Regions from separate parts of the Mus musculus genome. Here region 2 is linked to region 1. A link is a loop called in an ENCODE intact Hi-C map of the cell type or tissue named here. Cell type or tissue: heart. All regions are shown on one strand.

The links. A loop is a pair of places that touch in the nucleus more often than their neighbours do. Peaks named below come from ENCODE experiments on the same cell type or tissue, not always from the same donor. Only the 100,000 strongest peaks of a DNase experiment are listed, where the experiment ranks them.
Region 2: a loop joins it to region 1, with 1.9 times the contacts of the local background. A loop is called at or near these places in 2 of 42 quality-filtered maps.

What each region holds. Positions count from the first base shown.
Region 1 is chr17:79,891,080-79,899,079 of GRCm38, reverse strand. It overlaps Atl2 (atlastin GTPase 2), which reads left to right and starts at 2,957. Exons shown (of 13, transcript NM_019717.3): 1 at 2,957-3,171. The coding sequence starts at 3,054. It overlaps Gm41625 (a long non-coding RNA gene), which reads left to right. Exons shown (of 4, transcript XR_876985.3): 3 at 20-227; 4 at 931-991. In heart, CTCF peaks have their summits at 3,537 and 6,788; DNase peaks (open chromatin) are centred at 2,979 and 3,699; H3K4me3 peaks cover 2,610 bases; H3K27ac peaks cover 1,759 bases; H3K27me3 peaks cover 1,199 bases.
Region 2 is chr17:80,156,299-80,164,298 of GRCm38, reverse strand. All of the region lies in intron 4 of Galm (galactose mutarotase), which reads right to left. Among named protein-coding and RNA genes, the nearest start is that of Galm, 33 kb to the right of the region's middle. In heart, CTCF peaks have their summits at 753 (motif pointing right) and 3,804; a DNase peak (open chromatin) is centred at 3,728.

The DNA of each region.
Region 1 (8,000 bases):
TTGGACATCTCGTGTTCAGTCTTTCGCAGCTGCAGGAGCTGTGACAGTGGACAACCTTGGACATAACATGTTGTGCCGTTGGGAGTCAGAGACTTAAAGTTTGGTGCTTAGATGAATGGACAGAAATGCAATACAGGCTTTGTGGCTGTTTGGAAAAGCACAGGGCCATACTGCTCTTCACTCTCATCAGCAACTCGTGAGAAGAGGGCTCTGCACGTCTTTGCTAGGTCAGTGTCATGGTTAAGTTTGAATTTTTGCCAAGTTGTGTGTGAAGAAGTTGCTATTTATCATTTTAGTGTTTCTCATAAAGGCAACTTTTTATGTTTGAGGGCCATTTTTAGACATTTTAAGTGACTTTGTGAATGTCTTCTGCCCATTTCTTATCCTCTGAAATTAAACAAAGTTCAAGTTGCCAATTTGGCAGTGTGTCTTTTGATGTGACTCATGCTAACTGCAGGCAAGACAACAGAATTTTTGTGGATTACCCATGAGTTGCACCCTGTAGACACTCTCAATATGCAAGCAGGGCTCTGGGACAGTGATAATAGTAGGAGGTCCTCTGCTGACCTTTCCACAGGGCACCTGCTACTGAGGCCAGCCAGGCCACACCTGCAGCACCGCAAGCCCGATTTACAGATAGATTGTTTTACAGATTCGATGGCTTACTTGTAAAGTACTTTAAGCAGTGCCCGGAACAGGAAGCATTCCATAGATAGAAGATCATAGTCTCAGAATGGTGATGTGATCCCGTGAAAATGCTTTAGCCTAGCACAGTGGAACCTGGAAGTTTAGAAGCATTGGGTGAATCAGTAGGGGATTCAGACTTTTAATTCATCTATTTACCAACTTACCCATTCTTGAACACCCCACAAGGGGAATGAGCCCCATTTTGTTTGTCCGTTTTAATCACTTGTGTCTTTGATATCCCAGAACAAGATGACTGTGTGGAATCAAAGAATGAAGGAACCAGTGATGGACTGGAGAACGAGGCAGAGAAACAGAAAGAAAAATGGCAGACTTCACATTGTAAAAGCCTTTGTCAACTACAGTTTGGCCTTTACCCTGAGCAGAGCAACCCTATGATCCTATTTGTATGTTAAAAAAAACAAAACAAAACAAAACTCAAACCTTCGGCTGGGTGAAGAGTCTACAGGAGAAGGGAAATACTTTGTTACAGGGGAGTGGGGGAGATAGGAGGTTGAATGAAGATACAGGCTAGGGTGGTGCTGGAGAGGAAGTGAGTTAGGGAGAGATCCAGCAGTCACAATGACAATAGAAGATTTGTTGGGTGGAAAGAGGAGAAAGAAGTCTGGAATGTGTCTCTTTGGTTTGAATAGAAGAGAGGTAACTATAATGAAGGTGGCTTTTTAAACTTGGATTTGACCGTGGGTCAGTGTTCATTCTGTGACGACCTGAGTTAGGTTTCTCTATATTCACTGGATCCAGGAGGTGTGGCTCTATCTGGGGTGCTGTAGCAGAGCTGATGAGATGCCAGTGTCTGCGAGTAGAACCCCCTCTGAAGACCAGTTGGCCAGCAGCACAGCTTTGGGAATGACTAACTTTCCCAGGATATCTGATAGGGTGTGCTCAGTGTCATGTAACCACTGACAATAAATGGGATTTTGGTCTTTGAAGGCAAAAATCCTCATCTTGACATCTTCTTTCATGCCCAAGCACCTGCACACCGCGGAGTGTACAATCTCCAATAGTTATCACAGAGAGAGATTATGAAAGAAAATCTAAGGTCAGGCGTGGGGGTCCATGCCTTTAATCCCAGCGCTCAAGAGGCAGGGGTAGGCAAGCTCTGTGAATTTGAGGCCAGCCTTGTCTGTAAAATGGGTTCCAGGATAGCCAAGGCTTATACAGAGGTTTATACAGAGAAACTATGTCTTGAAAAACCACCACCACCAAACAAAAAGAGAAGAAAAAAGAAAAGAAAAGAAAAGAAAAGAAAAGAAAAGGAAAGGAAAGAAAAGAAAAGCAAGCAAGCAAGCACACCTACTATCAAGCAAGTCCCTTACTAGGTTGCTCAGGAAACATGGGAGCAGCACACAGAGTTAGTGCAGAAGGAACTCACAATCTGTGTCTCCAAAGATAGAGAACAGGTGACTTAATCCCCAGACAGTTCAACCAAAGCCCATCTGGAATGATGCCCTCCAAAGTTTGATGACACTAACGGTTTTTTTCTAGAGGTTTTGTGGAATTAAAGGTTGCAAAGTATAGGCTTAAGAGGTTGGGGTAAGACAATCATTTGGACACCTGGGCTCCCACTTTTTCAAGAGAAAAGGATTTTCTCCTGCAGCCATGGTTGTGGTACAAATTCATGAGACTAAGAACTGTGTTCCACAGCTGCCTCCACAGGTTGACGTATCTGTTATAAAGTTTCTCGAACTTTCTACATGATGCCAGTGGATCCCCAGAAGAAGGTTCATCACAGTTAGGAGAGGATGTATTAGAATTCCTTCTCTGATCAGAGCGGTATTTTTTTGGGTTTCAGATATGCATAGTTGAGAGGGTAAAGTAGCCTCAGAAGGCGATGGGGAGCCAATGCAAACAAATTGTAGGATAGTGGTGGAAAGAGAAAACCTTTCTGTGTAGGGCCAAGATATCAGGAGAAGCCAGGCACTGGCTTCGCAGGGAAGAGGGCTGGGGGTAAGAAAGCTAGGAGGGAAAGGATGCGAATGTAACCTCACGTGCAGAGTCAACGTTAGAGATGCGAAGAGAATTGGGAAAGGAGGGACTGGAGATGCCTTCTCCGCCCTGCGGCAAGGGGGTGTGGCCCCGAGAGCGGGAAGGTAGGGACGGGATGGCGCCGGCCGCAGTGGGGGTTCCCCAACTCTTCCTTAGAAGTCTGAGAGCTGCGGAGCTCCGCGGCAGGTTGGCCCGGGCGGAGGAGGAGCGAGGGCGCTGATGGGCGTGGCTGGGCGTGTCTGGGCCGCGCAAGTCAGAGGGCGGCGCTAGGACCCGCAGGCCGCCCCGCCGGCTCCCGGGAGGTTGATAAAGCGGCGGCGGCGTTTGACGTCAGTGGGGAGTTAATTTTAAATCGGTACAAGATGGCGGAGGGGGACGAGGCAGCGCGAAGGCAGCAGCCGCAGCAGGGGCTGAGGCGCCGGCGACAGACCAGCGACTCGAGCGTCGGAGTTAACCACGTCTCGTCTACGACCTCCCTAGGTACGGGCCGGAGGGGCCGAGGCCACGGGGGGCCGGGAGTCGGGGAGGCTGCGGCCGTTCGGGCTGGCGGGCACCGGTCGCCCGCTGGGGTCGAAGACCGCGGCTGGCTGGGCTCGGCTCGGCTCTGGCCGCCGCGGCCGCCCGTTCGCTCGCACGCTCGTTCGCTCGCTCGCAGGGCCTAGCGGCAGCCGCGCCCCACGCTCCGCCGCGCGGCCTGAGAGGGCGGCCCGCGGGCCTCGGCTCTCCCAGCTGCCGGGGGAACGGGCAGCCCGGCCCCCTGCCCGCCGCCGCCGCGTGGCCGCCGCGGTGTCCGCCCCGACCCAAGGGGGCGGCCTTGAGCCGGGGCCACGGGGCCGGGACGCGCGGAGGTCGGCGGGCGGTACGGGATCGGTCACCCGGCGGGCACTCACTGCCCTGGGTGCCTGACGCGGGCCGGGAAGGGAGGGACGAGCGGGACGCGCTGGGCCCCGCGGTGGCGGTGGACGCGGGAACCGCTGGCACCTGGCTGCCAGGTCGCAGAGCTCTCTCCACACACACACCACACACACTCACACACCCTTCCTTCCCGATGGGAGCCGCAGTCCGCAGGCCAGGGCTGGGGCCCGGGCTCAGCTTCAGCTTCACCAGCTCTTGGCTCCGCCGAACCCATTCGCACGAGTTGTGCGTGGATTGGCCAGGGTTGCAAGTGTTGGCTCCGGTTGTCAGACTGGGGTTAGGAGCCCTGGGGCTGCGAGTCATTCGCTTCAGGCTGAGAGTGTCTGGTTTGAAGTCACCTGATCCCGTCGTTCCTGGGTTTTGCTGAATGTGAGCTCCTACTGTATGTGTGTGTACATGGCGCCCCTACCCCGTCGAAGACGCAGTTGCGTTGGCAGCGCGGTGTTGTGTGTTGCTCTCACTCACAGCACCCCTATTTTTAGGAGTGTAGCATTTGATCTTTCACCGTGGTGCGAATTGAACGCACGAAGTCCTTATTGAGAGTTGCGATGGTTAAAGGCGGAAAAGTTTTTCAAAGGCTTAGAAATCGTAAGGGCTTAGGGTTAGATACCTGAGGTCAAGATAAGCGTAGAGTAAACACACCGGGTATGAGATCGCTTTTGTATTTCCTTTTCCACAATCTGATAAAGGCTTTACTGGATAAAATTTAAAACATTTTGATTAAATATTTACCACAGACACTTTATAGAAAACTTTAATTTACATTTCACCATTTATGGTAGCTCTTGGACATATGTCAGAGGTGAGGATAACTTAGAATTTTCGAACGAGAAAAAGAAATGAGGTTTGTTAACCTGTCAACTACAAACTCTTGTCAGAACTGTTTACAGTGGTAGCCCTCTGCCCTTGGAAATACTTCCAGAGAGGCTTTTTAAAAACCTTAGGTGGCTGATTTGTTTTGGAATCCGTGTGTGTGTGTGTGTGTGTGTGTGTGTGTGAGAACAGTTTGAGATGTAGTGTCAACATACTTGATGTATGCAATAGGAAAAGCATAAGTTTGATTCAGTCATGGGTAAGAGCATGTTTTATGCTATTGGACACTGAGAAGAGATGAGAGAGTGTCTTGGGACTATCGCCTTTGGCTACTTTGTGGTTTCTTTCTTCCACCCTTCTCCACCCCTTTCTGCCACACTTTCCACCCCCTAGATAAGAGAGAGGAAAGAGATCCCTGAATAAAGTCAGGGGTGGGAAAGGGGCAACTCTATCGTTAGACTACTTCCTGCTGATTAGGGGTGTCCTTGGGGCAAGTTTGATCTTCGCTGTCAGGATATGTAATTTTTTCTTCTTGTTTCTTCTTTGTGCCCGACTACTTAACAACAACAAAGGACCATCAACCCACACTGCCTCCTTTGGCTCTAGCATTTATATACTGTCAGGAAACTCCACAGAATTCCAACTAACACACAATCACAGAAACTCTGCAGCTGGGAAATCCTGGTCAGTGGCTGTGGACAGTCTGAAGCAGCCCGGTGTCCCACACCTGTGTGGACAGTCTGAAGCAGCCCGGTGTCCCACACCTGTGTGGACAGCCTGAAGCAGCCCCGTGTCCCACACCTGTGTGGACAGTCTGAAGCAGCCCCGTGTCCCACACCTGGGATTCAAGTGAAAACGTAGTCTTAAAATACTTTTGTGTTTCTTACAGAAACCAAAACTCCAAAATTGTCATTATAGACTTGATAAGTAGCGCTCGACTACCATTTGTTAACTGTTCTGCCGTTGCTCATAGATCTCGGCCTTTCATTTGGTGGTCATGTGTGGAAGACTTTCACTTAACAGCCATTCCTATCAAATGACTTCTAAGGCAGGCCCGACACCGCCAGTTTGCTTCTGAGTCACCTGCATTACAAACTAAATTGTGTGCTTGTGTGAACTCATGTAGAAAAAGAAAATACCCCCAAGACATTTCCCTCCGTGTGTGGAAGATCAAACCGAGGGTCTTCCAAACATCAGGCTAAGTGCGCCTGCCTCCAGAGTGGATTTAGGATCCAACACTCCATGGTTGTATGATTGACCTTCTAGTTGATAGGATTCTAGGAGTCTTTCTGTCGGTGCTCAGTCTGTTGGGTGACGTGCTTTGGAAATTCTGTGGACTTTTTACGGGGAGAGGGAGAAGCTGCTGCTTACAGTAAAGGGATTGTTACAGGGAAACAAGGCAGGAGAGAAAATGAGACTGTAGCTGTAGGTGGGCCCCACAACGGTGCACAGGCTTTCAGGATTTTTATTGTTTTGTTTCTTCTTAAATATTTATTTTTAAAAATGTGTGTGTGCTTGCATGTGTTCGTGTATGCTCTGAGTATAGGTGCACACAAAGGCCAGAGGGTCAGATCCCTGGAGAGAGAGTTAGGGGCGGTTGTGAGCCGTTTTATGTGGGTTTGGGAACTGAGTGTGGGTTTGCTGTCTTCACTGAGCCATTTATTTCTACAGCCTTTCTTTTTTAGTGTGGCTTTTAACTTTATGGTAAAATTTCTGATTATTCCCCAAAATAAAATTGTGACACTTTTTCCTAGATAACTAACCTTTCTACAGCTGGAACTGGGCAGCTCCCTAGGGTGACTGAACACCAGCCAGGGTGATACTGCTGGAGTAGAAGACACTTTAACTGTGAGGCACACTGACAGCTCTTGTTTGTGCTCAGTTTCGACATAGGTTTGATGTACAAATGGGAACAAAGCTTTTTCAAGTAAGCTCTCAAAAGCCAGAAATATTAGGTGCAGAAGTAGGAATAACTTTTTAAAATGTTCATTTAATGACTTTATAAGGAGGGTTTTCTCTGGGCAAAGAACAGAGGAACAATTTTTATTCCTTTTCCTTCTCAAGGGCGGTAGCATTCTGATTTTGTAGCCATTTGAGGGTTTTAGATCCCAGGTGTGTTGCTTCAGAGAAGTCGGTCACTTTATTTACGTTTTAACCTTAAGGAAAATAGATTTGGCCACAGAGTAGTTAAACTTCATTTCACAATGAATTCATTTCTGAAGTTTTGTTTCATCTCCTATTCTCTTTTGCCACCGAGATAGGAACCTGAACGCTGGGTGACAGGTCCTATTTGTTACTTAACAAAATACTTTAAAACCCCTGCATTTTATTTCTTAAAGCTCGCTCTTCTGGGGAGGGAGTTCAGTGCTGTTCCCACTGGAGGGCGAGTGTGCTGTCTCTCCAGTTACTGAAGCTTCTCAGTACTTGCTCCATTTCTCACCAGGTTTAGAGGAGGTGAGGGCCATTCGGTGGATTGCCACATATGATTGATTAGATATGGCTGACTGCTGTGGGAGTGAAGTCAGTGGGCTGGGCTTTCTTGTTTGCTTTCCGTGTCGCGCTTAAGATTGACCCATGCCCTTGCCTGCAGAGCCAACCACAGAGCTGTAGTAGCCATACTTCCCTTGAAATGAAAAGTAGGCAGGCCAAGGTGGGGTCTGTGCAAAGAGAAGGCAGTGAAGTAGGCGGCCCTGCCTGTTAGGGGCTGTGAGGGTGGCAGGGTTCTCAAGTAGCTGTTTAGCAGTTTTCACACGATGGTTACATTGTCTATCTCTCTGTTTGTGTATGCACACATCAGATAGGATTTTGTAGTAAATTACTGATTTTTCACCACCCTGGGATAAATGGCTATACAATAGTCGATTTTATGGGCATATGACATTTAAGTCATGAAAGACTAACAATCTGCCACTTTCCCAGTAAGATAATATGCACCTTTAACTAACTTGTCCATGGTTTCCTGGCCAGTACAAGTAGAATAAAGGGGATCTACTTTCTAACTTTAGTTTAATGGAAATTATTTCATAGAACTGCATCTCTGTGACTGAAGCTAGTGTAATCAGTTAGTGGCTGCCCAGATAGCTTACTGTCAGAACTCTAGGTGCACAGACACTCCTGGTGAGAGGTGCTTAGCTGTCTAGGATCTCTAGTTTTGTTTTTTGTTTTTGTTTTTGTTTTTTCTCAAACTTTCCTATTGGGAGCACCATCTTTAACTGTAGAGAGGGATGGTGATGTAGAGGAGAGGCGTGACTGTGACTGAAGCTACCCTCTCTGTATTCATCAGCTCCTTATAAGGCCTTAGTGGGAAGCACATGATAGAGGCTGCTTTTTACTTTAAAAAAATTAACCTTTTTTTTTTTGTTGTTGTTTGTTTGTTTGTTTTTGCGGCAGTGTTTCTCTGTATAGTTTTGGCTGTCCTGGAACTCACTCTGTAGACCATGCTGGCCCCGAACTCAGAAATCCGCCTGCCTCTGCCTCCCAAGTGCGCCACCAGGCCTGGCTTTTTTTTTTTTTTTTTTTTTTTTTTAAATACACTCTAGATTTCATTCCCTTCCCAGTCCACTCTGACTGTTCCCCATCCC
Region 2 (8,000 bases), 270 kb before region 1:
ACGGGCTCTCAGGAGCTTCTGGATCCCTAACATTCTGTCATAAGATTTCCAGACACAAGGTCACGAGTCCAGAACATTTTGGCTAACATCCCACGTGGTCTTTCAGAGTTTTGGAAATGGGCCAGGATGTTAGAGTTCAGCTCTTCAGATTTTCCAGACCTGGTTGTCAAGGACCAGAGTTCTCTTGGCTGACTCGAAGGCATGGCTGCATTAACAGACCATTTAAGACAGCGGCAAGGAGCCGCCATAGTGGCACACACTTTTAATCCTAGCACTCAGGAGGAAGAGGCAGGAGGATCTCTGTGAGTTTGAGGCCAGCTTGGTCTACATGTGAGACCCCCCTCTCCCCCCTCATCTTGAAAAAAAAAACCAAAACAAAAAACAAAAACCCACCACCAACAACAAATTAGCTGCAAGGAAGGTTAGAGTGGAGAGGCCTGGGGGAAAGAGCTGCTCCTAAGACATACAGGTTAATTCTTAGTTGGTTTAATTTTTGTATTTAGCATAGATTAGTTTTTCTTGTTTTTAAAAAAATTATATGCTGGGCATGGTCTCATACACCTTTGATCCCAGCACTCTGGAGGCAGAAACAGGAAGATCTCCGTAAATTTGAAGCCAGCGGAATCTATATAGTGAGGGCCATACAGCAAGCCCTTGTCTTAAGTGTATATATTAATTTTATTATATTTATTTTTAAAAAACATTTATCTATTTACTATGTATATAGTGTTCTGCCTACATGAATTTCTGCACACCAGCAGAGGGCACCAGATATCATTATAGTTGGCTGCGAGCTATCATGTGGTTCCTGGGAATTGAACTCAGGACCTCTGGAAGAAGGACCAGTGTTCTTAACTGCTGAGCCATCTCTCCAGTCCTATTATACTTATTTTAACATTTTCTTCTGTGTGTGCCTTTGTGTGTGTGTGTGTGTGTGTGTGTGTGTGTGTGTGTGTGTGTGTGTATAGCCTACATGAGGAGGTCAGAGGTCAATTGTGGGAGCTATTTTCTTCTTTTACCACATGGAGCCCAGGGACTGAACTCAGGCCCTCGAGCTGGGGGCAGGTGACTTTTGCCTGTCCAGCATCTCACCAGCCCTAGGTTAGTTTCTCTAGCTTTAAACCAGAGACATTAAACCCTTCTTGGGGTGATAGCTATCCTGACAGATGTCCGGAGAACATCTCCGGTGGTAGAGGGACAGACGGAGAGGGAGCTGGACTGGTAAGAAACTCTACATGGCACCAAACCTTACCAAAACCACGCACAGGTGACAAAGCGGCACTGGAGAAGGTTGGGAAGGACGGGCAAGGGGAAAATATGAGTTTTGAAGGGTGAGAGAGGATTTAGGAGGCAAAGCCGGTAGTTACTGTCCCCATAAGGTGGGGATGGGAGTTCAGAGACTGGTGAGGTGCGAGCAAGGCATGGCAGAGCAGCCTGGAAAATCGCGTAGTGTCTGGGCTGGGTAACAATGAGAAAGTGTGTGTGTGTGTGTGTGTGTGTGTGTGTGTGTGTGTGTCTGCGCATGTGTGTGTGTGTGTGTGTGTGTGTGTGTGTGTAGCCCTGGCTAATCTCAAACTTCCTATGTAGGCAAGAGTGACCAAGCATTTATGACTACCCTGCCTGCATCTCCCGAGTGCTGGGACTAGAAGTGTGTACCAGTACAGCAGAGTGCAGTGCAGTGCAGTGCAGTGCAGTGCAGTGCAGTGCAGTGCAGTTCTGGGGAGCAAACTCTGAGCTTTCACACATGCTAGGCAAGTAACCCACATGCCCAGACCCTACAAAAATATTTTAAAGGATGGAAATAAGATTTGCATTTCAGATACATTTAGGAACCTGATGGAGGATAAATCTTTAAGGTTTTATTTTCACGGTCCATTCATTTATTGATCAAAATTTTATGTTCCCACAGTGTGAGTTAGGCCTTGACTAGAGAGAGAGAGAGAGAGAGAGAGAGAGAGAGAGAGAGCGAGAGAGAGAAGTCACTTAAGCCAACAGAGTCCTGATGGGCAGAGTCCTATAACCAATGTGGAAGACTAAAGAGACTTGAGGAATATCAGAGGCTAAAACTGAGCAGGACTTGATGACTAAGGATGGAGAGGACCCGTGGAGGCAGGAGAAGTGGTCTGGGAATGGCTGAAATAAACACCTAGGCCCTTAGGCATTATTTTAGGATTAGATGAAGTCTGGAGGAATTGTCTGTGAGAACTCCAGAAAGATTAAGCCATGTGCCAGCACGACAGTCAGTCCTCACTGGCAACATCTTGGAAACAAGAGGCAATCTCGGGTTTGTTTGTTTGTTTCTTCTCCTCCTTCTTCTTTCTGGGGAAAGACAGATCTACTCTAGAGAAGTAATTAAATCACGGACAGATTGTAGGTTGAATGGAAAGAGGTTGAAATAAAATAGAAACATCTAGCTAATGGCTGGGCAGGGGGACAGAGGCAGAACTTTTATGATTCCTGGGCAAGAAATGAAGGAGAGGGAGGAGAAAGGAGTCCACCATGTGAGGGGTATAGGATGGACCATGCCATGAAGGAGCAGGAAGGTGAAACAGCTGAAATGTGGGTACAGAGGGAAAGTGGTCCCATGGGAGAGCTGCCCGGACGGAAACGTGGCCGCAGAGATAAGATATAGATTTAGGAAGCGTTAACTCAGGAATACTGGAGGGGAATGTGTGCTAGCCATGAGAGGTTTGTAAGTGCCCAGCCATTGAGCTAGTTAAGGCACATTAAATAAAGGTTGCATGTGTGTGTCTTTCATTTGTGAATCCAGAGCTCTTGGGTGGGTACAGAGCCTCAAACACACCAACCGGGAACATAGAGCGGACCTTAATAATTTACCACTACATGTCGAGCTGGGCTTCCCTGAACAGCCTTGTTGTAAGCCTTTCCTACCAGAACTCTAACTTGGGCAAAATAGGGCTGCTTTCACGTAATTTTAGAATGAGCTTTCCAAAACTCATTGTAGCAAGAATAGCAGGTGAATGCAGACAGGGTACAGGGCAGAACAGACTAGGTAAAATTTTTAAAAAATAAGAAGTATATTTTCTTTTCTTTTTCCTTTTCTCCTTTCCTTTCCTTTCCTTTCCTTTCCTTTCCTTTCCTTTCCTTTCCTTTCCTTTCCTTTCCTTTCCTTTCCTTTCCTTTCCTTTCCTTTCCTTTTTCCTTTCCTTTCCTTTTTCCTTTCCTTTCCTTTCCTTTCCTTTCCTTTCCTTTCCTTTCCTTTCCTTTCCTTTCCTTTCCTTTCCTTTTTCTTTTTTTTCCTTTTGGTTTTTTGAGACAGGGTTTCTCTGTATAGCCCTGGCTGTCCTGGAACTCACTCTGTAGACCAGACTAGCCTCAAACTCAGAAATCCACCTGCCTCTGCCTCTGCTTTGTGAGTGCTGGGATTAAAGGTGTGCGCCACCACTGCCTGGCTATTCTGAACATTGTTACTATTATCTGTCCTGTACTGTAAATGGCCTCTAGGAGTTTCATTTCAGGGCTACATCTGACTACAGTCCACAAAGCAAACACACTCAAGAGGACCTTGGATGCTCTGATGAAAGCAGAATCTCAATGTCCTACCAAAGAGTCAATGTTTCATGAGCAGCAAGGGGTTGGAGTTTGTTTGTTTTAAGAAGCCTAAAACAATTGCTCTGGGGAAACATCAAGGCTAACTGCCAACATGCAATCAATTGCTGGCCTGTGCTGTGGGTCGAAAAGAGTTCTCAGCCTCACAGACGCCTTCTGCAAGGGCAGCCGGCCAAGGTGCAAGAAAGAGGCTGCCACAACCAACAGCTGTGAGTTCAGAAGGACCAGACGCCATCCCGTGGAATAGTTTTGACAGCTAGGCAATGGGCTTTATTAAAAATTATTTGTCTTATTTCATGTGTGTTCTTTCCTTCTTTCTTTTCTTGCTCTCTTTTGGTCCCCTGGGGTCTATGTTGCCTAAGCTGATCTTGAACTCTTGAGTTTAAGTGATTCTCCTGTCTCAGCCTCTCAAGTGCAGGGATTAAAGACGTGTGCCACCACCACCTGCCTTGTTTTTTTTTTTTTTAAAAAAGATTTATTTATTATTATATCTAAGTACACTGTAGCTGTCTTCAGATGCACCAGAAGAGGGCGTCCGATCTAATTACAGATGGTCGTTAGCCACCACATGGTTGCTGGGATTTGAACTCAGGACCTTCGGAAGAGTAGTCAGTGTTCTTACCCACTGAGCCATCTCTCCAGCCCCCTGTCTTGGTTTTTATTTATTTATTTTTCAAGTGAAGAACAAGGATGCCAGAATCTTGTAGCCGAACAAAAAGGCATAAGAGATATTGCCTGTTTGGGTTATAAAACTCTAGCTGGTAACAATCTCCTATGGAGAAAACAAGGGTGACTTTAAATCATCCTGTTGGGCCCCACTGAAGGCTGTGTGTGTCCCCACTGTTACAGAGACTTGGGAAGAAGAAGAGCCTCTCCGTGTAGGAGACAGGACAAAGGAGAAGATGGAGGAGCCAGACCCCAGGCTGTTGTCTTCTATGCTTTATTGGACAACAAGGGCTGAAGTCATTTTTTATGTCCCCTACAATTGACAAAAGGAGTAAAATAGGGGCCCCGAGGGTGCCTGGGGTAAAGATTTATGTGGGAGCTTAGGGTGTACAGGGAGTCACCCTATCCTGTCACACTTGCTTCCGTGCCTGTATATCGCAGTATTCCATTCTATGCAACAGCTGACCAGTGAGTAGGCAGGAAGCAAACACAGAACAGGACTTGACTCCTCCCCAAACACACACTGGGAAAGACAGTAGCCCTGCGTGATGGTTTGTATATTCTTGGACCAGGGAGTGGCACCATTTGGAGTTTTGGCTTTTTTGGAATATGAGTGACCTGGTTGGAGTAGGTGTGTCACTGTGTGTTTGGGCTTAATACTCTCACCCTATGTCAGTCTTCCACTAGTAGCCTTTGGATGAAGATGTAGAACTCTCAGCTCTTCCTGCACCATACCTGCCTGGATGCTGCCATGCTCCCACCTTGATGGTAATGGACTGAACCTCTGAATCTGTAAGCCAGCCCCAATTAAATGTTGTTTTGTATAAGAGTTGCCCTGGTCATGGTGTCTGTTTACAGCAGTAAAACCCTAACTAAGACACCCAGCCACCGTGTTACTATTACTGTTACAGTCAAATAAAAAGCGCTACTGTCTCAGCACACAAGTTGTCCTGTCATCTGAAAAATTGTTTACCATGTCTATCCAGAATGAAAGCACCCGAAAAGTTTAGCTCTGCATCAGCATCTCCCATCAAGACAGTTTAGATTGCAGGTTAGATAAAGAGTTAGAACATAAATTTAAGTATAAACAACTAGCCACAAAAAGGAAAGGACTGTGGTGGGGAACTGTCTTGCATGTTAGACAGGACCCCACAGAATCCACTGAGAGTTGGCCTGCGGTTGGGCCATTGAAACCATAGACATTATAATCAGAGGCTGCAGAGATCGCTCTGAGAGATGGCTGCCCTTCCAGATGACCCAAAGTCAGTTCCCAGCATAATAGCAGGTAGCTCACAACCATTTGTGACTCTGAGAGTGCATGTGCACTTGTGTGCGTGTGCATGCATGCACATACATGCACGCACACACACGCACACACAAATAATAATTAAAAATTTTAACAACAAAAGCCAGGTGGTGGTGGCACACACCTTTATTCTAGCACTTGGGAGGCAGAGGCAGATGAATCTCTTGAGTTTGAGGATAGCCTGATCTACATAGTGAGTTTTAGGACAGCCAGAGCTACACAGAGAAACCTTGTCTAGAAAAAAATAAAAATGAAAATGAAAATAAACAATATTTTAAAAAATTATAATCAGATTAAATACCTGAGACAAATCCCACAAAATTCAAGAAATGCATATGAGCCAATAAAAGCTTCATGGTTAAAATATTGCCTTAACATCTCTCAAACCCCAGCCCATTGCTGGTTCTTCTGCAGGAGCCAACTTTTCAGAAACGGCTTGATTATCAGCTAAAAAGTTCTTGATGCTGGATTTATCTCCCTACAGTGATGGAGGTAGAGATAGTTCTATCTCTCAACTACAAGTGAAACTAACAATGGGCCTAGAAAGAGAGATTTGGAAAATAAACATACAAGCAGGGATTTAAGGTAGAAATTGGAAGATCTGGAGGGGAAAAAAAAAAAACGGAATAAAAGATATTCATAACCAAGGACCTGGGAGGCAGAGGCAGGCGGATCTCTGAATTAAAGTCCAGCCTGGTCTACAGAGCAAGTTCCAGGATGGCCAGCGCTACACAGAGACATCCCTATCTCCAACAACCAAAACCAAAACCAAAGCCACAAAGATCCCCACCCCCCCCAAAACAAAACAAACTAAACAAAAAACAGCAGCAGCAACGAGAAAACATTACATTGTCTAGCTACTGCACATTGACTGCCAGACCTGGAAGTTCGAAGCTAGACTCCTGTACATCTGTGAGTCTGCTCTGCATGGATAGATTGGCCTTGAGCTTCTTCAGAGTGAATCCAGGCCTTGAAGTTGCACTGAGCTCAGAGCAAATCTGACCTGGGCCCTGCTAACTTCTCTGGGGCACACAGCACCTGGTACAGTCTCCGTGCTTCTAGAACACAGCTCTTCTCTAAGGCTAGTCCTGATGCTTCCTGTTCAGCCGAGGCTGCTTATCTTCATCTAATCTACCTCCCTTCTCTACCTAACGTACGTGTATGTGACATGTGTATGCCATCCCGACACTGTCCATATTCATGGACAACTGTTTTGCCCTTTCTACTAGCTGGCTAACTAATACTGGCCCTCCCAGCACAGGGGATGTGGAGCGTTTCTGGATGATGGAATGACGGGTGGGCCCTCTGGGCTGGTTTTAGAATGAAGTCATCTGCTATGGAGCTATGTTTATGTTAAGAGTCATGGAGACCAAAGAGATGACTTAGCAGTTAAAAGCACTTGTTACTCTTGCAGAGGACCTAGGTTCAGTTGCTAGCATCCACATGATAACTCACAATCTAATGCCCTCTTCTGACCTCCCCAGGCATCAGGCACACACATGCTGCACAAACTTAGATACAGGCAAATACTGGTATACATAAAATAAACGACTCTACAGAGGTTAGAGGAAGTCCTGGGCTACTCTGTAGGAGCTCCTCTGTTCTTTACAGTAACTAACTGGGTCAGGCAGATGGATTCTTCCACTCCTGAGATACAAGCTAGAGTAGTTAGCACCTGCTTTTGAAGAAGCTTCCAAAAGCATCATACAGCCTGTGTCTGAGGGTTATGGGGAAGAGAGGTAACATTCACCGATGAACAGATGGGTCGATGGGAGACAGCCATGAATCGTGAGCTCTGCTGGCGTCCTAACGGATCTGAAGACTAGTGGATCAGGGGGTTGAACGCTTGCGCCTTCACAAAGCCACAGAAAGGAAGGGCTACAAGTGGCCTTCCAGACCCTTTCCTCAGGTCCTGTCATGAGCTTACAGTAACTGTCTCACTGGTACACAGAAAACCGAGAGGCACTGGGTCAGTCTGCCATCCTAACTCTTTAGAAGTACCGCCTGCCAAGCCTGACAGCCTGAGTTCATTCCCCCAGGACTCGGATGGTGGAAAGACAACCTCAAAGTCATCCTCTGACCTCCACACTCCACTCCCCCACCAGGGCACCCACTGCCCACTCACACCCCACATCTGCGCACAAAATAAATAAATAAATAAATAAATAAATAAATAAATAAATAAATAAATAAAACATTATACAAAAATTAAAGCTAAGTGTTCTTTGTTTTGAAATTGGAGATTCTTATTTCTGTGGGGATTAAAATATTTTTTTCTTGGTTTGGGGATGTAGCTCGTAGGTCTATGCTTGCCCAGCTTGCATGAGGTATTTGGGTTCAAGTCCCAGAATAAACACACACACACACACACACACACACACACACACACACACACACACACACACACACAATCTTTCTTATATGAAAAGATGGTGATTATAAATAATAGCTAGGTAGT